Regions from separate parts of the Homo sapiens genome. Here region 1 is linked to region 2. A link is an interaction called in ENCODE POLR2A ChIA-PET data of the cell type or tissue named here. Cell type or tissue: OCI-LY7. All regions are shown on one strand. Links, peaks and the distances in the headings refer to the core of each region. The heading gives the core; the rest is flanking DNA. Region 1 has its middle 7.8 kb from the start of DOCK10. Region 2 overlaps DOCK10 (dedicator of cytokinesis 10).

What was found. Peaks named below come from ENCODE experiments on the same cell type or tissue, not always from the same donor. Only the 100,000 strongest peaks of a DNase experiment are listed, where the experiment ranks them.
Region 1: POLR2A ChIA-PET joins it to region 2 with 10 read pairs; 8 of 35 experiments call an interaction of 5 or more read pairs at or near these places.

What each region holds. Positions count from the first base shown.
Region 1 is chr2:225,043,336-225,057,287 of GRCh38, forward strand. No RefSeq gene overlaps it. Among named protein-coding and RNA genes, the nearest start is that of DOCK10, 7.8 kb to the left of the region's middle. In OCI-LY7, for the core only: no CTCF peak of the experiment used is centred there; no DNase peak of the experiment used is centred there.
Region 2 is chr2:224,917,804-224,925,803 of GRCh38, forward strand. All of the region lies in intron 2 of DOCK10 (dedicator of cytokinesis 10), which reads right to left. Among named protein-coding and RNA genes, the nearest start is that of MIR4439, 89 kb to the right of the region's middle. In OCI-LY7, for the core only: no CTCF peak of the experiment used is centred there; DNase peaks (open chromatin) are centred at 2,108 and 4,608; H3K4me3 peaks cover 1,594 bases; H3K27ac peaks cover 2,434 bases.

The DNA.
Region 1 (13,952 bases), core at 2,789-10,788, 130 kb after region 2:
GAGACTTTGGGTGGCATTAGGATGAGTAGGCAAGAACCAACTGGCAGGGTTACTATGTAGGGTGGTCAGGTCGGGGGTGGATTTCACAGTTATGCTGTCTCTGCTCTTCTCTTGCCCATACCCATCTAGCCTGCACTTTGCCTCTAGATAGGTATCTGATGAAAGCCTTCTAAGAAGTCTCTTCCTGGGTCATACCCAGGGTGGTTCTGCAATTCAGTGTTGGACTGGATGGGGGGCAGAGAAGTTCTGGCCCCTGGATACTGGTCTGGAGAGATCTGGGACAGCCTTTCCAAGTGGTCTGGTTTTTTCTTAACAGCTTTTTATGGATCCATGACCCTGCCACTTTCTAAAGCCAATGATAGATAGTTATAACACAAGGTCACATTTGGGTATAAAGAATTCTTAAGCAATTGATAAATGCACTTTAGTCAGCTCTTTGTTAGCCAGGATTCAATTAGCCAGAGATGCTGTTTGGGGATCATTTCAGCACATTCTAGAAATCATAACAGGCGTAAGAGGGTAAGAGGCTCTGGCAGATTTGGGAAGTGCCATTTGAAACATCATCTAGTTCCAAGACAGCCTGCATAACAAATAACTGTACCTGTATTGTATGCTTTCATATTGGTACTCAGTGTGGGAGCAACACCACCTTTCAGGGTAAGCAAAGTAGGTGGTTGCCTCTGTGTTGGTACATGAAGATCTCTGTAGGAACAGCTCCCTCCAACCGTACCCTTTCCCAGGTGTACCCAGACTTGATGTCTCTGAATGCATATTCCCCTGAGAGAACCGATTAAGCACATTTGAATTAACTTGAGCTTCCCAAGAAGAGGTACCTAATCTTTGTCTCTGGTTTCAAAACACTGCCTGGCACACGTAGGCACTCAATAAATATCAGCTTATGGATGACTTTACAAAGGGCTCAGATGGGCTAGTGCAGTCAGAGAGCTGGGTGTGCCTGACACAGAGAAAGTCAGAGAGGAGAAGAGAAAGGTGTGCTGAAAGGGAAGGCTATAGTAATCGATAATACATCAGAATGTGCCCTGCACAAGGCAACTCGCTGATCCAAAACACTGAGTAGCACACACAACCCAATCTCCAACAATATCGAGTAACAGAAAGTCACTTACAATTTGTTAATCGTACAATTAATACACCTAATTGTACTTTTTCCAGCTTCAGGAGGTCACCCAGAGCACTGGTGTGAGAGGGTTTAACGAACAAATGCCTGTTTGCCCAATCCATACCCTGTATGATGTTAATTCCGTGGGTCACACCGAGTAGGAAGGCAGGTTTAAGTGTTGATAGCATACCTCTCACACCCAGGGCATGTCAATAATGATACTTCAGAGACTCTCCTCCGCCCTTATGATCATGTAGGTTTTAGTTAAGCTTCCTTCGGGCACCAAGGAGAGAGAGCTGAGTGTCGACCCTTGCCCCTGCCCTTGTAGCATAAATACACTTATTTTTTGCTACAGAAATGTAACTTCAGGTCTGCTGATTTGGGACCTTGACTCTGCTGGCCACCCATCTCTCAGATCCCTGGAGAAACTCGGCTCAGATGCTTGGTAAACGCAAATCTGTGCACATATCATGAAGTATGTTAAGTTTCTTGGAACAGCTAGTTAATAAGAGAATCTTCAAGGGCTTGTAATATTGTAGAATAGTGGTTAAAATACATGCTCTGAAGTCCAATTACCTTTGTTCAAATCCCAACTCCGTAAGCCTCAGTTTCTTACCTACGCAATCAAGATAGTAGTTGTGTGGCTGGGCTGCTGAGAGAGTTACTTAAATTAGTGTAAATTTCTTCAAAAGTGACTAGCACATGGACTTCAATAACTGTTATTATCCCTACACTTGCAGATAACTCAGGAATTAAACAAGCTTCCATGTCTTTTCATATATTTGATTCTCATATGAACCCTGTTATTATTCCTACACTTGCAGATAACTCAGGAATTAAACAAACTTCCATGTCTTTTCATATATTTGATTCTCATATGAACCTTTGCGAGAAGAAGGATGGATGGGTATTATCTTGGAGCCAAGGCTGGGGATTTAATGAGCATTCTGGAGACAATGTCTTAACCCAAATCAATGACTATGGAATTTCATGAACAAGAATAACAATAACAATGTAATCCTTATAGTATTAACCCACTATTGTGTAACAATATGTAACTATAACATAATGTGCTACAGTTTGGATAATAGTTTCACATATATTATTTCACTTGAATTTTAATATATTATAAAATGGGGTTGTTCAGCCCATCTATCCCATGTCTCGCTGTCTAAAATTGTAGATGGATCATTAAAAGAGCTCCCCAAATGCATGGAACAGACATTTTAGAAACCAGTGGTTGCAAATTTTGCTAAATGTTCTCAAATCAAGATTGTACTAATACATAGAATGCAGAGGCTGCAATCAAGTTTTATCAGTGTTTGAATTTGCCAATTCATTTGAGTTGTCACGAGACAAGCCATTCACTGAGGAAGAAATAACCCCACTCAACAGACACTTATGGAATATCAACTATGGACAGGATCTCACACTATGCTAGGAGGGCACAGAGCTGAGCAAAATGTTTCTGTCTCCAAAAAGCTCAATTTCATACAGAGGAACTGACTTAAAAAACATTACTGGTGCTCATGGGTGAGTGGGTAGGGGGTGAGAGTAAGATTTTGGAGATGGAGCGTCTATGGACCCATGTTAACATTTTATACTTCATATTTTTATGACTTTTTAAATAAGATTGAAAAAATTGGTCTCAATAACATGGAATTTTCTAGCCTTCTCTTTCTCTTCCCCTCTTTACTTACCTCCTTTTCTCTCTTCTTCTTTCTTCCTTTCTCTCTTTGTCCTTTTCTTTCCTTCCCTCACTGCTTCCTCCCTTCCTTCCCTTCTTCCTTCTTTAAAATTTGATACTCTTCTTATTCATACTAAAGCATCACTTACTTTCATAAGATGTAGTAAGCACTGATTACTTGACCTGGTACAATTCAAAGCTTTATAGAATTAAGAAACCACAACTGTCAATAGCCCTCTCCTGTCATCCTTCTACATGACTGTGTCCATGTCTTATCAGCAAGGAAAGACTTCAGAAATTTTTTCATAGCAGTAATAAGTATAAATGTGAAAACTGTACTATATTTTCCAAAATACCTACAGACATAAGAGTGTGTAAATTTAGTTATTAGTCTAGGAGTGTGACTCTTGGACGAATAACTAAATTTGCACACTAAATGACTAAATTAGATCTTGATACCCAGAGATTGTAGGAGGTGGGGCAAATACTCCTTGCATCCATTCCATGGCATTGAGCCACCCTTCCTAAGTGATACCAAGCCCAGTGTACCCTGGGTGTCAGCCTGGGCATCACCATGTCCCAGTGCTTAACTATATCAAGTTTGTCTAGTGTTGCACCATTTACAAAGCACACTCATTATTTCATTTGATTCTCAATCATTCATTCTAAAATGCACATGGGACATGTGATATTGCCCCCACCGTACATAAGGGAAAGCTGGGAGAGAATTTGATAGCATGGAAATTAGGAGGGAAATTTTGCTAATTAATAAAAAAGAAAGATACAGAAATAGGAATACAAATGCCCAAGTTAAAATGGTTTTCTGATATTATAGGAAGCCTTCCTTTATTTTATTTTATTAATTATTATTATTATTTATTATACTTTAAATTCTGGGATACATGTGCAGAACGTGCAGGTTTGTTACATAGGTATACATGTGCCATGTTGGTTTGCTGCACCCATCAACCTGTCTTCCAGGTTTTCTGTGTGATTTTCCTCTCCCTGTGTCCATGTGTTCTCATTGTTCAACTTCCACTTATGAGTGAGAATATGTGGTGTTTGGTTTTCTGTTTCTGTGTTAGTTTGCTGAGAATGATGGTTTCCGGCTTCATCCATGTCCCTGCAAATGACATGAACTCATTCTTTTTTATGGGGGCACAGTATTCCATGGTGTATATGTGCCACATTTTCTTTATCCAGTCTATCACTGATGGGCATTTGGGTTGGTTCTAGTTCTTTGCTATTGTAAATAGTGCTGCAGTAAACATATGTGTGCATGTGTCTTTACAGTAGAATGATTTATAATCCTTTGGGTATATACCCAGCAATGGGATTGCTGGGTCAAATGGAATTTCTTGTTCTAGATCCTTGAGGAATCACCACACTGTCTTCCACAATGGTTGAACTAATTTACACTCCCAACAGTGTAAAAGCATTCCTATTTCTCCACATCCTCTCCAGCATCTGTTGTTTCCTGACATTTTAACGATCGCTATTCTAACTGGAGTGAGATGGTATCTCATTGTGGTTTTGATTTGCATTTCTCTAATGACCAGTGATGAATGAGCTTTTTTTCATATGTTTGTTGGCCACATAAATGTTTTGTTTTGAGAAGTGTCTGTTCATATCCGTCACCGACTTTCTGATGGGGTTGTTTCTTTTTTTCTTGTAAATTTGTTTAAATTCCTTGTAGATTCTGGATATTAGACCTTTGTCAGATGGATAGATTGCAAAAATTTTCTCCCATTCTGTAGGTTGCCTATTCACTCTGATGATAGTTTCTTTTGTTGTGCAGAAACTCTTTAATTAGATCCCATTTGTCAATTTTGAGGAAACCTTCCTTTATTAAGGGAAAAGTATATTTGTCTTATTTTTACAATAGAAATGGAGGTCCACAGAGGCAGGTGACTTGCCTTGATAATGTAGTAGTGTAATTGGGTGGGTAAATTAAAATAATTTTGTTTATTGAAAGTATAATGCTTGTCATATTCAGCAATAAGTAAAGTATCAGAATTGTAAACCAAATTGTTGGAAAAATACTTTGCCACAGCACATCTTGATTCCTAACACTAAGAAAAAAATAAGCAATTGAATGTACATCCAGTGGTGTTTTGGCTGAATACTATTTCATAAGATACATTTTTCCTAACCTTACCAAGAGAATATTAAAGAGCTACAAGAAAAATATGGTTTGAAAGGTATGATATTAATGGGGTCTATTAGTTCTTGAGTTCTTGCTGGAGCTGAAGCCATCTGAAAAAGCTGAGTGCCTCCATGTTGTCTATGGAAAAAGGTATTAAATCTGATATGTATTTCTTACTGTGTTTAGAAGACAGATCACTTCTTGGGAGAAAATTACACTTAAAGTAATATGATTTGAATCTGAAACACTGCCAGGCTGTATATCGTGCCAATACGCATGCAGTGTGGCATTCTATCACTATTAGTCCACCAGAATCCTTGGGGCATAGTGCAAACAGAGGTACATGATTGAAAGAAAAGAATGACTATTTTTAACTGGCAACCAGTCTCTAGGTTCTCTATCCTACTTTGGCTTTTATTTGTAGTCTAGCCTAAGGGAATTAATGTCCCAGGATCTTTTTTTCCTCCATCTGTAAAAGTTACTCAGAGGCAGATTTTGGCTCCATATGAAGAAGGAAAAGATTAGTAAATATTAGATGGGAACATTTTTATTTCTTACGTGCATAATTAAACCCTTGTACTTACTTTATTTTTCCAGACATTTTAATGTTCTCCTCCATTTTTCCAGTGTGGTGATTACTCCTGATATCTACTAGTCTCACAGAAATAGAACTTGATATGTAAAAAAGTTCTATCATAATTATTTCTTTTGTTTCTTAAAGAGAGCAACATAAAAATAAATCTGTTGTCTAATATTTCATTGAGAATTTTGCATCTACACATATGAGTGACATTGGTCTACCTTTTTTATTTTTGGAACTAATGTGACATTTTGCCAGGGAGATTTTTCTGGCTTCCTTAATTAAATTGGAGAGCTTTCTGCCTCTTTCCATGGTCTACAGCAATTTAAATAACATTGGGCTTATTCGTTCTCCAATGGTTGGATACAATCCAGCTGTGGAACCATCTGGTTTTGGTACATTTTTTAATAGGAGATCTATAATCATTTTCAAATCCCTTGTATGGTAATTGGTCTATTCAAGATTTTTCACATCTTTTATTTCTTAATAATTTATATTTTACTAATAATATCATCCCATTTTTCTAGATTTTAGAAATGTTTGCCTTAGAATTGCATGTAACACTGAATGATATGTGTTCCCTTCTGTTATGTATTCTTTAAAATTTTATTATAAATATTTTAAACATGGCTAAAAAGTATTACAAAGAACACAATGAATACTCATAAATCCTCCAGGTATATTAAACTATTTTAAATTGGAGAAATCATGACCTTTCATCTCTACATAGCTCAGCATTTATCTCCAAAAAGTAAGAATATTCTCCTACATAACTGCAATATTATTTAACACATTGAATTCAACAACAATTCCTTCATTTTTTTTGTCATCCAGGTCATATTTGAATTTCTCCAATTGTCCCCCAAATAACTTTTTCTCAGCTGATTTGATCAATCTCAAATTTAATCTTGAAGATGCATTGCTTTGGTTGTCATGTCTCTTAAGACTTTAATTTGAAACCATTCTCCTCCCATTTTTGATAATGACTTTGACTTTTCGAAGAGACCAAGCCAGTTATTCCAAGTTTTGTTATCTTTTGCTAACATTTAATTTTTTGTTGTTGTTGTTTTTTTGAGATAGAGTCTCGCTCTGTTGCCCAGGCTGGAGTGCACTGACGCGAACTCGGCTCACTGCAACCTCCGCCTCCCAGGTTCAAGCGATTCTCCTGCCTCAGCCTCCTGAGTAGCTGAGATTACAGGTGCGCGCCATCATGCCCAGCTAATTTTTGTATTTTTAGTAGAGACACGGTTTTGCCATATTGGCCAGGCTTGTCTCAAACTCCTGACCTCGTGATCTGCCCACCTCAGCCTCCCAAAGTGCTAGGATTACAGGCGTGAGCCACCGTGCCAAGCCTAATTTGTTGCTTTTTATCTGAAGCCTTTTAAAATACATACTTTAAAAAAATTATTTTTTTTAAATTTGCACATAACAATTATACAATGCACTGTGATCAGATCAGGGTGATTAGCATATTCATTGTCTCAAACATTTGCCATTTCTTTGTGTTAAGAATAATCAATATTCTCTTTCTAGCTATTTGAAACTGTATAGTAACATTATTGTTAACTATAGTCATTCTACAGTGTTATGAAACACTAGAACTTATTCCTTTTATCTAGCTGTAATTTTCTATCCTTTAACAAATGACTCCCTTTCTCTCCTTCTCCCTACCCTTCCTAGCCTCTAGCATTTTTTGTTCTAATGAGATCAACTCTTTTAAGCTACCACATATGAGTGAGAACATGAGTGGTTTAATTTTCTGTTCCTGGCTTATTTCAGTTAACATAATATCTTCTAGTTCCATCCATGTTACCTTGAATGACAGGATTTTATTCTTTGTATGGCCGAATAGTATTCTATGGTGTATATATAGCACTTTTTCTTTATCCATTCATCTGTTGTCAGACACCTGGGTTGATTCCGTATCTTGGCTATTGTGAACAGTGTTGCAATAAACATGGGGGTACAAATGCTTTTCATATAATGATTTCCTTTCCTTTGGATAAATGCCTAGTAGTAGGATTGCTGGATCATACGGTAGTTCTATTTGTAGTTTTTGAGGAGCTTTTATACTCTTCTTCACAGGGCTTTATTACTTTACATTCTTAAACAACAATGTATAAGAGTTCACTTTTCTCCACATCCTTGCCAGCATTTGTTATTTTTTTGTCTTTTTGATAATAACCATACTAATTGGAGTGAGATGATACCTCATCGTGGTTTTGATTTGCATTTCCCTGATAATTAGTGGAGTTAAGTATTCTTTCATATATTTTTTGACCATACGTATGTCTTCTTTTGAGAAATGTCTGTTCAGATCATTTGCCCATGTTTTAAGTCAGATTATTTGTTTTTTGTTGTAGAAATGTTTGAATGCCTTGTATATTCTGGATTTAGCCCTCTGTTGGTTTGAGAACATTTTCTCCCAATCTGTAGGTTGTGTTTTCACTCTGTTGATTGTTTCCTTTGCTGTGCAGAAAGTTTTTAGATTTTAAAATCCTTCCTCAATTAGTGGCTAATCGCTTTTCTCATTCTTAATCTCGAATATTTTTACTTCCTCCTTTTTTCCTTAATTGGGTTCTCAAGAGGGATTATCTACTGTAGTAGTCTCCTCAAGGAACTTGTAGTTGTTTTATTAGTTTGACTTTGTACTGTTTATTTTTTTCATTAATAAGCTATTTTCTTAACCAAGAGAGGAATATCAGATGCTATAGAAGAAAATATAGTACTATTTAAATACATAAAATCTTAAATCTTCATTATGGCAATATTAATAAAATGCCAGTATATAAATGACATAATTTAGTACATGTTTGTAATACAAATAAACAAGAAAAGCCAATATCTCTATTATATAAAGATCTCTTACTAACGGACAAGAAAAATATAAAAAATGAGCAAATTAGTAAAAAAGAAAGTCTAATACAAAAAGCCAAATTAAAAGAAAACAGAATAAATCATGCTGCTATAAAGACACATGCACACGTATGTTTATTGTGGCACTATTCCAAATAGCAAAGACTTGGAACCAACCCAAATGTCCATCAATGATAGACTGGATTAAGAAAATGTGGCACATATACACCATGGAATACTATGCAGCCATAAAAAAGGATGAGTTCATGTCCTTTATAGGGACATGGATGAAGCTGGAAACCATCATTCTGAGCAAACTATCGCAAGGACAGAAAGCCAAACACCACATGTTCTCACTCATGGGTGGGAATTGAACAATGAGAACACATGGACACAGGGTACAGAACATCACACACTGGGGCCTGCTGGGGGGTGGGGAGATGGGGGAGGGATAGCATTAGGGGATATACCTAATGTAAAGGATGAGTTAACAGGTGCAGCATACCAACATGGCACATGTATACATATGTAACAAACCTTCATGTTGTGCACATGTACCCTAGAACTTAAAGTGAAAAAAAAAAAACAGAAAATCTCAATCTCAAATTCTGTGCCCATTTTAAATTGTATTGTCAGTCTTTTTCTTACTGGTTTTTTAAATTTAATTTGTATTTTTTGGATACAAGTATTTCATCAAATATATATGCATATATGATTTGTTGTTTTTAATATTGCACGTTGCTCAATAATTAGAAGTCATAGCATTATTTTGCTGTTTTCCTTACATATTCAGAGAACGTTATACCAAATGTATACTTATCAAATGTGATTGTTTATCTTTTAAAAGAGATAGAGGAAGCATTTTTCCTAATAGTCTCAGAAAGAAATACATTAACACTTCCAAAGTTTTAGATGAATGCTACAAAGTTTATAAGGCTTCTGAAGTTTTTCAAAACATTAATTTCATACCCTGATCAAGTGAGCTGAAGACAGTTGGAGAAAACATATTTTGGGTTTGTTTATGTACATGTATAATTGATTTAAAGAAACCATTTTTTTTTCCAGGAAATGTTTCTCTTAAAAAATATCTTTCAGTTGTCACAGCTCCCTTCCAGTCATGTGGTTTTTGTGTATACTTGTATTTGCACTAACCCATTTCCTGTGCATGGACTCTGCTTGCCTTTGCTCTTGCTGTGGTAAAAAGAAGTGAAATAGAAATATCACAGCATTGCCCAGAGCTCAGTTTTTGAAAGGGTGTAAGGCAGAGGAAGGAAAGCAATGCAAACTGTGCAGCATTTCTGAAGCCCAAAGCAAAAATGGCAGATTGACTGGTCTTGGGGATGTCTATTCAAATAAAAGCCAGTGGGTTTTTGTTCTTCCCCCCATGATCATTAGAATTTATTAATACAACTAGATTAGGGTTTTTTGTAGCTTTATCTTTTAGCAGTTTCTCATGTGTAGGCTTGAAAATGTGTTTCTGTTCTGAGCTAATCATGAATATTGTCCCCTTTCTCCTTATTTGTTGATTTGCTAGAGGGACAAAAAGAAGTAAAATAGCTATTTTTATTGAAATCTTAAAAGCAATGAGAGAGTCATTATCATGCAACTAGTCTAAAAATTCATAATAAAGTCAAAGTACTTTTTGTAGTTTTTAAAAAGGTGCTATTAGTGTCATCATGTGCACAAAGCTCCAAGCTGACATTAACAAGAGGCCTTCCTAACACTACCACACAGCCTGTTTGCTGTTACAGAAATGCTTAGACTGGAGCTACTTAAAAGCACCTGAGTATGAGTCCCAAGGCTCAATAAAATATTCGAGACCATCCTGGCCAATATGATGAAACGTCGTCTCTACTAAAAATACAAAAATTAGTCCGGTGGTGGCACACACCTTTAGTTCCAGCTACTCAAGGGGCTGAGGCAGGAGAATCACTTGAACTCAGGGGGAGGAGGCTGAAGTGAGCCGAGATCACGCCATTGTACTCCAGCCTGGGTTACCGAGCAAGACTCGTCTCAGAAAAAAAAAGAAAAAAATACACACAGACACACACACACACACACACACACACGTATATGTATTCCATACAGACATCAGGTTGGCACTACCCTTTTCTGCTTTTGTTTTCTTCTATATGTGTGTGTGTGTGTGTGTGTGTGTATATATATATATATTTTTTTTTTTAAATGGAGTTTCACTCTTGTCACCCAGGCTTGAGTGCAATGGGACAATCTTGGCTCACTGCAACCTCTGCCTTCTGGGTTCAAGCTATTTTCCTCCCTCAGCCTCCCTAGTAGCTGGGATTACAGGCACCTGCTACCACGCCTGCTAATTTTTGTATTTTTCATAGTGATGGGGTTTCATCATATCAGCCAGGCTGGTCTCGAACTCCTGACCTCAGGTGATCCACCTGCCTTAGCCTCCCAAAGTGTTGGGATTATAGGCGTGAGCGACTGTGCCTGGCCTTTGCTTCAATATTTATCCAACCAATTTTGATCAGTTGGATGACATTTACCTGTGAAAGTCAAACCTAGTAGTTAGTGTGTGAATCTACTTAATTGGCTTTAATTCAGTTGTTGGATGTATATTCTCTTGTTGAATTCACATTTTGGGCTGGGGTAGAGTGCCTGATGTATGATGCTAAGTCTGATTTTGAAAACTGCTGGGGCTATGCTTGCCTATGAGTGAATCAAAGCATTTCAGAGATTGTCAAAGCTGGAAGTGGGCCCAGCCCGGTGGCTCATGCCTGTACTCCCAGCACTTTGGGAGGCTGAAGTGGGGGAATCACTGGAGGTCAGGAGTTTGAGATCAGCCTGGCCAATATGGTGAAATCCCATTTATCTCTACTAAAAATACAAAAAAAATTAGCCGGGTATGGTAACAGGCGCCTCTAATCCCAGCTACTTGGGAAGCTGATGCAGGAGAATCACTTGAACCAAGGATGCAGAGGTTGCAGTGAGCCGAGATGGCGCCACTGCACTCCACTCCAGCCTGGCCCACACAGTGAGACTCCGTCTCAAAAAAAAAAAAAAAAAAAAAAAGCCGGAAGTGGCAGAGAAATTAAGCCATTTTGTTGTTGTTGTTGCTTTGCTTTGTTTTTATTGTTCCATTTTATAGGAAAGGAAGTAAAAACTCGAAAGCTAAGTGCTATATCTTAGATCAACTAGTTAGTGACAAAGCTGTTTTGTGGCAAAGGTAGAAATGCTACCAAGATGTACTAGTTTAGGGCTTAACCCAGTATACCATGAAGCCAGAAACATGAAGGGGAGGAAAGTTAAAGGCTAATAGCAGTGTTCTAGAAATACAGCACAGAACTGCTGGAGTCATCATCCTACCTACAAGGTCATGAATGGGACCAGGGAGGGACACCAATATCTGATATTTCCTTTTGTCTCATTTTTTTCCCCTGGCACTTCTCATATTTCAAGATTCAGATCTGAAACCATCTCCCTTAGGAGGTGTTTTCTCCTAGATCCATTCACATGCAAGTATAGCCCAAGCAGTTTTTTACCAGGAGACTCAGCAGTGTACATCTGTTAGATGCTCTCCTACATAATAAGATACTGTCTGTGTATTTTAGTTTTTTGTCCACTTGTCCTCTCTTCCATTAATAATAACTGCTATTAATCATTGAATACCTACCATGTACTAGACATTTTACCAAAATGTCTTTATAAAAGGTGAGTTGAGTTCTTGAAGAACCCTCCAAATTAGCTATGAGTATTTCTATTTTTACAGGTGAGGAAATGAGGTTTATACTAAGTGGTTTGACCAAGGTCATATCTAGTAAGCAGGAGAACCAAGATGAGAAATTGTATTTGTCAGGCTCCAAATCTCAAGTCATTTCTATGTGTTATACTGAATAAATTTAGGGTCTGATGACAGTGATAATGGATACTAGGTTTCCCTCATCATCCATCCCACTGCCCTTCTGACCTAGGGTAGTGAGGTTGGAAAGCTAAAACCCTACATTTCTCAAGCTCTCCTGAATCTAGGATTCTGAGTATGGTGTCAGGTCTGCCAAATAGAAGCACTTGTGTGGATTTGGAAGGCACACTGAAGTGCTAGCCACCCTCCAGCTGGGAAGCAAGGCAGGAAGGGATGTGAATGTTTAGAGGCAGTTTTGAAGTCCAAACTCAAAAATTCAGTGTGCTGTCACCAGCCATCAGGTTTAAGAGGCAGTTGAGGCAGTGACTGTGGTAGCAGCCACAGACACTTCCTGACATCTGAAACACAGTTATTATGAGGTGGACTCAGTAGTCCAGTAGGGGCCCCTGAGCGGGGGTTCATCTTGCCATTCCAATGATTTTATAAAAATACATTCTTGTATTAAATTGCTTGGCTTCAAATACCTAATGCTATACTACTATTTCAGATATCTATCATTACATAAAAAACCACTCCAAAACTCTGTGAAGCAAAACAAAGGTGATTCTGGGTTTGGTTGGAATCAGCTGGGCAGTTCTGACTCCCATGGTTTTCTGGGATCACTCATGTGACTACATTCAGCTAGGAGCTCTTTGAGGCTGGAACACCTAAGCCACTCTCACATGTCTGCAGAGGTGCCTTGGTACATTTCCTTATGGCCTCTCTTTCCACATGGCCTTTTGTCACTCAGTAGTTTGATCTGAGATTCCTTAGATGGTAGCTGGTTTTCAAGAAGGTGAAGCTTCCATGCCTCTGAAGGTCTAGATCTAGAAGTAATTCACTACATTCTTTTGGTCAAAGCAAGTTATGAGGCAAGCGCAGACCAAGACTCCATCTCCTGGTAGGAGGAGTGGTATGTATGTACCATAGTTACCACAAGGGCCAGATGTGAATCTAGGGAAGCAGGACCAGTGATTGGATACCCAAGTTAGACACAAGTTAACCTGCTTCTAAGCAGGATAAATACAAGTGAAAAATAGAAAAATCTGAGATCAACATGAACAAGAGAATGGATTTAGGTAGGAGGGAGTCTGTCCAAAGCTCTCATTCTCCCATTGTAATTCTGCACAGTGCATTTTATCATCTGTTTATGCAGCAAAATTTGTTTAGTATATAGTACTTGAATTAATCCATTCTAGTATAAATAAGTTCTACCTTCAAGGAGATAAATAAAAGAGTATGATACAATCTACAAACACATACAGTGACTCACTAGCTCTGCTAGGCAGTCAGGAAACCAGTCTAGGCAAGGTCACCCTTAAGGACGGGCTTCTTTCACTTAGTGAAATACATTTAAGCTTCTTTTATATCTGTTTAGGCTTGATAGCTCATTTCTTTTTAGAGCCAAATACAAAATATTATTGCATTGTATAGATGTACCACAGCTTAATTTATATATTTACCTACATTCACCAAAGACATCTTAGTTCAAGTTTTGGCAATTAAGAATAAACCTGCTATCATACACATCTGCATGCAGGATTTTGTTCGTATGTAAGTTTTCAATTTATTTGGTAAATAACAATTGAAGATAGTTTGACAATTTCTTACAAAATTGAGTATACTCCTACCATTCATCCAGCAATACATCCAGTAAATATCAAGGAGCATGATTGCTGGATGTATGGTAAAACATGT
Region 2 (8,000 bases), core at 1-8,000:
GAAATGCCCTAAAACAGCAAGTTTCCACTTCCAGCCATCTGCTTCCTTTAGTCTGTGCACCTCAGTAGTTACAGGGATTCTCAGGTGATGAGTCTGTGACATCCATGGTACCAACAGCTGAGATCTCGTATATTGCACATCCCCCAAATCACAGCTATTCATTTAAACTGCTCTAGATTAGCTGTTGGAACAGATAAGAATCTCCAAACCCATCCTCAGTATTGGAGAAGATGGGTAGGGAGGGGTCAAGGGAGTTTTGTCTTCCGAGTTCACAGACCTTGCTGGCAGCTCTGCCACCAAGGGCGGCGTCCTTCCCATCATTCCTTCTCTTCCAATCCTGGACTCTTATTTTCTCCAAATCTCTCCTTTCTTCACTCCTGATGTAAGTGCAGGACATTTTATTTTGTTCACTTATAACCTCAGTGCTAGTTGGATACCTAAATGATTCTTTGTTGAATTTATTGACTGTGTGTACATGTGTATTCCATAAGAGGATGAGAGTGTGTGGGAGCATATATGAGTGTGTGTGGGGTGTGTGTGTGTGAGCATGTGCAATTGGGTGGGTGTGTCTGTGCAATGAGTGTGTGGAGTGTGTGTGCATGAGAGTGTGTTGCATTTGAGTGCGTGTGTTCGTATGGTGTGTGTATGTGTTATGTGAGCATGTGTGGTGAGTTTGTGGTGCGGTGTGTGTGTGTGTGGTGTGCGTGTATGTGTAGTGTTAGAGTGTGTGACGAATGTGTATATGTGTGAGTGTGTGTGGTGAGTGTGTATGTGTATGTGGTATGAGTGTGTGTGGTGCGTGTGTATGTGGGGTGTGTGTATGTATGTACTTGTGGTGTGTGTGTGGTGTGTATATGGTGTGAGTATGAGTGTGGTTTGGGTCTGTGAGCATGTGCAATTGAGTGTAGTGTGTATGTGCAATGAGTATGTGTGTTAGTGTGTATACATGAGTGTGTCGCATTTGAGTGCATGTGTATGTGTAATGTGAGTGTGGTAGTGTATGTGTGGTGTGAGTGTATGTGTGGTGTGAATGTGGGCATGTGTGGTGTGTGTGTGGCGTGTGTGAGTGTGTGTATATGTATGTGTGGTGTGAATGTGTGTATGGTGTGTGTGGTATGTGTGGTGTGTATGTGTGGTGTGAATGTGTGTGGTGTGTGTGTGTATGTGTGGTGTGTGTGTTTGTGGTAAGTGTATGTGTATGTGTGATGTATATACGCACAGGGTGTGTGTGGTGAGTGTATGTGTGGTCTGTGTGGTGTATGTGTGGTGTGTGTGTGTGGGGAGTGTGTGTATGTATGTGTGGTGAGTTTATGTGTATGTGTGGCACGTATATGTGTGGTGTGTGTATGTGTGGTGTGTGGTGGGTTTGTATGTGTGTGATGTGTATGTGTGGTATGAGGGTGTGTGGTGTGTATGTGTGGTGTGAATGTATGTGGGTGTGTGGTATGTGAATGTGTGTAGGTTTGTCTGCATGTGTATGTCTGTACACATGTGAATGGGTGTGATGTGTCAGTGTGAGTGTGTGGTGTATGTGTGGTATGAGTATGTGTGATGTGTGTCTGTATAGGTGGTGTGAATGTATGTGGTGTGTGTGGTATATGAATGTGTGTAGAGTGTGTCTGCATGTGTAGGTCTGTACACATGTGAATGGGTGTGATGTGTCAGTGTGAGTGTGGATGGTGTGTATGTGTGGTGTGAGTGTGTACGTGTGGTGTGAATGTGTGTGGTGTGTCTGGTATGTGAATGTGTGTGGAGTGTGTCTGCATGTGTATGTGTGTACATGTGTGAATGAATGTGATGTGTCAGTGTGTATGTGTGGTGTGAATGTGTGTGGTGAGTGTTGTGTGTGTGTAGAGTGTGCGTGTGTCTGTCCACGTGTGAATGGGTGTGATGTGTTGGTGTGAGTGTGTGTGCATGTGCACATGCATGTCGGGAAGCACGGGGTTTGTATCCTGTGAAAGAGGAAGAATGCCATGTAGATTTAATAAGATCAGAGGATGAAAAATAATGAGAAAACTAGGATCTAGAGACATCAATGATGAAAATGAATGCTCGCCCTAAAGCACAGCTGTGGACTGAGCTCCCTGGGCCACTGCACTTGCTCCAGGATTTAACTGCAGCTGTATACTCAGAAGAGGCTGTGGCTACCAATTCAAACCAGGCATAGGTGCAGGGAGCAAGCATAGTGCCACGGATGGAACAGGGAGCCGTTGCTTTGCATGCAAAGTAAGATAGAGCCAATTTGGATCTTATTATTTACATTTTACTTTTTGTTGCTGTTGTTGTTGAGACAGGGTCTCATTCTGTTGGCCAGGTTGCAGTGCAGTGGTACAATCACAGCTCACAGCAGCCTCGACCTCCGGGGCTCCAGTGATCAGCCTCCCCAGTAGTTGAGACTACAGGTGCGCACCACTATGCCTGGCTAATTTTCACTTTTTTTTTTTTTTTTTTGTAGAGACAGGGTCTCACCATGTTGTCCAGGATGGTCTCCAGCTCCTGGACTCAAGTGATCTGCCTGTCTCGGCTTCTCAAAGTGCTGGGATTACAGGCATGAGCCACTGTGCCTGGCCTACATTTTACATTTTTAATTCCTTTAGAGTTCCCTTCTTCAAGTTGCTTATTTTATGCTATTCACTCTGTTAGAAGATAAATAGTAAATAAACTATATTGAAGTTTTGGAGTAGAATATTAAGAACCATGCCTAAATTGAGCTTTGGGGATTACTGCTGAATTTAAATGATCTGGGATGCCTTTGTTTCCTATTCGGATGGATAATTTACAGATATATGGTGTTGCTTGGTTTCCAGGGAATATTACATATTATAATCTACTGGGAACATTAGACATTTTTCTTTCTAATTAAAAAAAAATTCTATATTATGGCCATTATTAATAAAATTTTTATACAAAAATGCAAGCTATTCCTCTTTTCCATTTTCCACTAGAGTCTCCATTGCTTTCTTGACTTTTTAAAAAAATACTTTAAGTCTGATGGAGAGTAGAGTAACATGGCCCAGAATTAAGCTTATAATTAAGTAAAACATAAATAATAAGATCCAAATTGGCTCCATCATATTTTGCATGTGACACAACCACTCCCTGTTCCATCTATGTAGTAAACTTACTGTCCCACTACGATCACTGCTCTGTGACATAATAAAATAAAGTGGGCTGGGCACGGTGGCTCATGCCTGTAATCCCAGCCCTTTGGGAGGCTGAGGTGGGCAGACCAATTGAGGTCAAGAGTTTGAGACCAGCCTGGCCAACATGGGAAAACACCGTCTCTATTAAAAAAAAAAAAAAAAAAAAATATATATATATATATATATATAATGTATATACACAAAAAATAGCCGGGCATGGTGGCGGGCACCTGTAATCCCAGCTACTCAGGAGGCTGAGGCAGGAGAATCACTCGAACCTGGGAGGGGGAGGTTGCAATGAACCAAGATCATGCCATTGCACTCCAGCAATGTTGCTGGGCAACAACAGCAAAACTCCATTTCAATAAATAATAATACTAACGTGAACACTTAGCTAATTTAAGAAGTTTTTTGTTTGTTTGCTTGTTTTATTGGTAAGTTTCTGGAATGTAGGCTTGGGTTCCCCATAACAGTAATCACATGGCTACTAGATTAGTAATGTCCTATAGTTAGATAGGCCCCCAAATACATAAGGTAATGTTCACATCCAATTTATGAGACTGCGAATTAATTCAGGCCGAGTTACAAAAATTGCTTAATCACGTGTACAATGCCTGGTGGTCTCTTGTTATAAAATGATGTTGACTTTTTACTAAATAAGACAACAGGCTGAATTATGCTCTTGGAACCATGTGATAAATCTAAAACATTATTTTACAATATGTGCAGTTATTGCATATCTAATATCCTGTGCAGGTTACACAAGGTATAGGAAAGAGAATACATGTATGATGTATGCCCATAACGTGCTATTGATCTTAGTTGTATTTTATTATAATGCTGGAGCATTTGTCTGAAAAAGTGCAAGGACAGCCAGGCGCTGTGGCTCATGCCTATAATCCCAGCGCTTTGGGAGGCTGAGGCGGGTGGATCACCTGAGGTTGGGAGTGTGAGACCAGCCTGACCAACACGAAGAAACCCCGTCTCTACTAAAAATAAAAATAAAATAAAATAAAATAAAAATTAGCTGGGCATGGTGGCACATGCCTGCAATCCCAGCTACTCGAGAGGCTGAGGCAGGAGAATCGCTTGAACCCGGGTGGCGGAGGTTGCGGTGAGTCGAGATGGCGCCACTGTACTCCAGCCCGGGCAGCAAGAGCAAAACTCCATCTCAAAAAAAAAAAAAAAAAAAAAAAAGTGCAAGGACTCCACAAGTTTCCACTTTAAAAACTGTGGCACTTCTTCTCATTTTAGATCTCTTTAATGTGTCTCCACTGAAGCAAAAATGAATTGATCGAATACAAAGAAAACTGTAAACAATCATATTTGGTAAGGGTTTTAATATGGTTACAAAGAATTTTTTCTTTTCTGAGAATCAGATGCTTTCAGACCACTACAAATTGTCTTGACCACAAGAGATTTCCTGTTCTCTTTTATAAAACTCTGGTCAACAATTAGTATAGCTCAATAGCATAAAAGGGATCTGAAACTGCAGTGGAACTCAGCTGAGCTTCTCCTTTGGTGGTAGGATTTCATAAGGAGCCTATCTATTGTCCAGAGATCAGGCATTTGGAAATAAAAACTGTCCTGAAATGATGCATGCAGGCCTGTGTTTATAGTTTCAGGTCCATGAGATTCAGACATCCTCCCTTGCAGCCCTGTCACTTTCTGGTTTCTTGTAGCCTGCAGTGGATGGTCTTGGAGGTTTCGTTACAGCCACCAATCTGCTGGCTATACTGGCTACAGAAGACTTCCTTCCAAGCACATCAGGACTATCTCTCAATTGGCCAAAGGTCACTGTAAAAGTCTAAAAAAGGGCTGCTTATCCTATCTTGGGGCTGAGAAAAGCTTCCTCTGACAGTATTGTAGCTTCCCCCTGTTCAAAAAGGAGGACAAAATGATGGTGTTTAAAGTAATCAATCAGTCTAAGCTTGGGGAGTTATAAGCCTCACAATAAGAACTATTAACTAAAACTTTGTGATTAATGACCCTCAGCATGTGTTTAAAAGTGATTTTAACCTAAATTTCTCAGACATCGATATTGTCTTTTATTCTATTAGAGAATGTCCTTAGATTACATTAGTTTCTTGAAAAACATCTTTTACCACATTCAGAAGAGTATTGTTGTGATTTTATTTTACTTATTGTTTAAATATATGAGAATATTACTTTAGTACCTGACTTGTGCTTTAAAGGGAAGGCCCTTCTTGTTTTGCTGGGGTTGAACTGTATGGCAAATATACAAATAATGAACAGTTGTCTATTACTTGATAGCAGTCATTCCAGCCAAGTTAAGCATGAAGACACAGTGTTGTAGTATTTAGGTATATAGTAGTGATAGAATCCTATAAGAAGAACTTCAAGGTGTTTTACTCTTGGATTGACAAACTACTGAGCCAGTCATTTCACTTCTTTTTTGTGACTTATTTTCCAGGCTCCAAAACATGTCTCATCTCCTCTAAAGAGGTGAGGACCAAACATTCTACATATGGGAAGATGTGAGCATTAATAGAAACGAGGTGCTCCAACAATATAAAGACACCTACTGCACCAGGACCTCCCCCTGGCAAAGACTCTGAGGTCTGTGGTCTGAGTTTACCATCCAAGAAAGCCCAGTGAAGAGGGTTGCCTGCTGCGAGGCCTGCAGACATGGTCTAGGGAAGAGAAATGGACTGAAGAGCGGCCCAGCACTGCCAGCTCTCACCGGCTCCATCCCACCTGGCTGCCCGCATTTCTCCTTCAGGGCCAGCCTCATTCCTGCACAGGGCCTTTGCCCATGCTCCTCTGCCTCTCCAAAAGTCTTTTTCTTTCCTCATTCTTTAGAAATCTCAGGTTTTGTATAGGTGCCAGCTCCTTTTCAAAAGCTTTCTAATTCATCCAACACACATTTTTCTTCCCTGAATGCTGTTATTTACTCTCTGTAGCACACATGAAGTCTGCAGCTTACCCATAGAATATTTTAGGCCGAAAGGTTATGCTGCTGATGAATTCAGCCGGTCATTTTACCTGTGTGTTTTATTGTTTATAAGCAAGCCACATTACATCTGCTTTGGGGGTAAAATATAACAACTGTAAAATAAGTTTTGCCATGTTCCTTATTACTCCTTTGCTATGTTCCATTCATTCCTTTTAAAGAATAAAGTGCTCGTATCTACATATATGCTTTCATGATTCCTTTGTATCCTTCCTGTGATCACGTGCACCACCTCTATCCTAACACATAGAATGGCTTTTTAAAAAAACCATCTAATTGAGATATAACTGATCTGTCATAAAATTTATCCTTTAAAAGTATAGAATTGAGTGGTTTTTGGTATATTCACAGAGTTGTGCAACCATTACCACGATTTAATTACAGAACATTTTCATCATGCCCAAAAGAAACCCCATATCCACTAGCATTCTCTTCTCATTTTCCCATCTCCCCAGCCCATGGCAACCACTAATCTCCTTTCTCTCTCTATGGATTTGCCTATTTTGAACATTTCCTATACGTGGACTATATGGTCTTTTGGGACTGGCTTCTTTCACTTAATACAATATATTCAAGGTTGATCTAAATTGCAGCATGTATCAACATTTCATTCCTTTTTATGGCTGAATAATAATGACATTCCATTTTATGGATATACCACATTCTGTTTACCCATTCATCAGTTGATAGATTATTTGGGTTATTCTCATTTTGGGGCTATTATGAATAATGCTTCTATGAACATTTGTGTCCAAGTCTGGTGTGGACATACATTCTTAGCACAATCAAACACAGACCAGGGTCTCCACACACATTCTTACTGAAATGAAATAAACAACCAGAACTGTTTCACTACAGTACTTATTTTCTAATGGCATCACTCACTGTGGGATTCAGGAAGTTAATATTTCCCCCAACTTGTGTGCCTTTTTTTTCTAAGAAGCGTCGGCCAAAAGCATGCTGTTTAGACAGAAACTAATAGTAAAAGTCAAGGTGCTTATGTTAGGTGTTTGTCCTTCCAGTTGCTCTATTTCCTTGAACAACAGCCTTTCCAAATCTTAACTTCATTAGCTTGTAAATGAGAGGAATATTATAACATAGAAAGAATCTAATTCGACAAAGACTATTACTCAGTTTTCAAATTGAAATTACAATGTTCTTACATGAACACCAGGAGCCGTTTAAAAGCCTGCTTTTCAGGCTCAAAAGCCACAGATTTAAAAGAGGTTGAGATTCTTATAAAATGTTAACCTTTGTCTCAGAAAAAAAAAAAGAAAGAAAACTCATGACCTTACTGATTTGCAGTTTAAAACATATTCAAATCTTTCTGCTTCCTTTCCTAGAATGACCCTTGTGGTTGAGTCTAGAAGTCCCCATATACCATTTGCTTTTCATTGCTAAAGACATACTATGAAAAGAACAAGCCATTGGTATATTATGATATCCACTATTCTGAGTTTTAATAGCCAGTGAAAAGTGCAGAATGCCTTTGAGTACCCTGGGACACAATTCTGACCTACTAATATGAAGATGGAATTTGAGAAGATAATGAGACTCTTAGGTGACTGTAGTCATGTGACATAGACTTTTGACTTTGAAAATTGCACTGCCCGGTGTTGAAAGTCTAACTGTTCAAGTGTAAGGTCTGCTTCTTATTCGTATTGGTGTCCTGGATATAAACAGCTTAGATCACCAAAGGTGGTCCATGAAGGTAAATTGAAATAGAGTTTTACTGGTGTGGACAAAATTGAAGTATAGTTGATAGGTGGTCTTCCTACACAGTGTACAGTCTTACCAGCTTTCAGACATCAGAACTTTCTTATTTATGGTTTTGTACTTCCCAGAAATGATCCCATCTCAGGCTTTCTACATCTTTTGCTCAG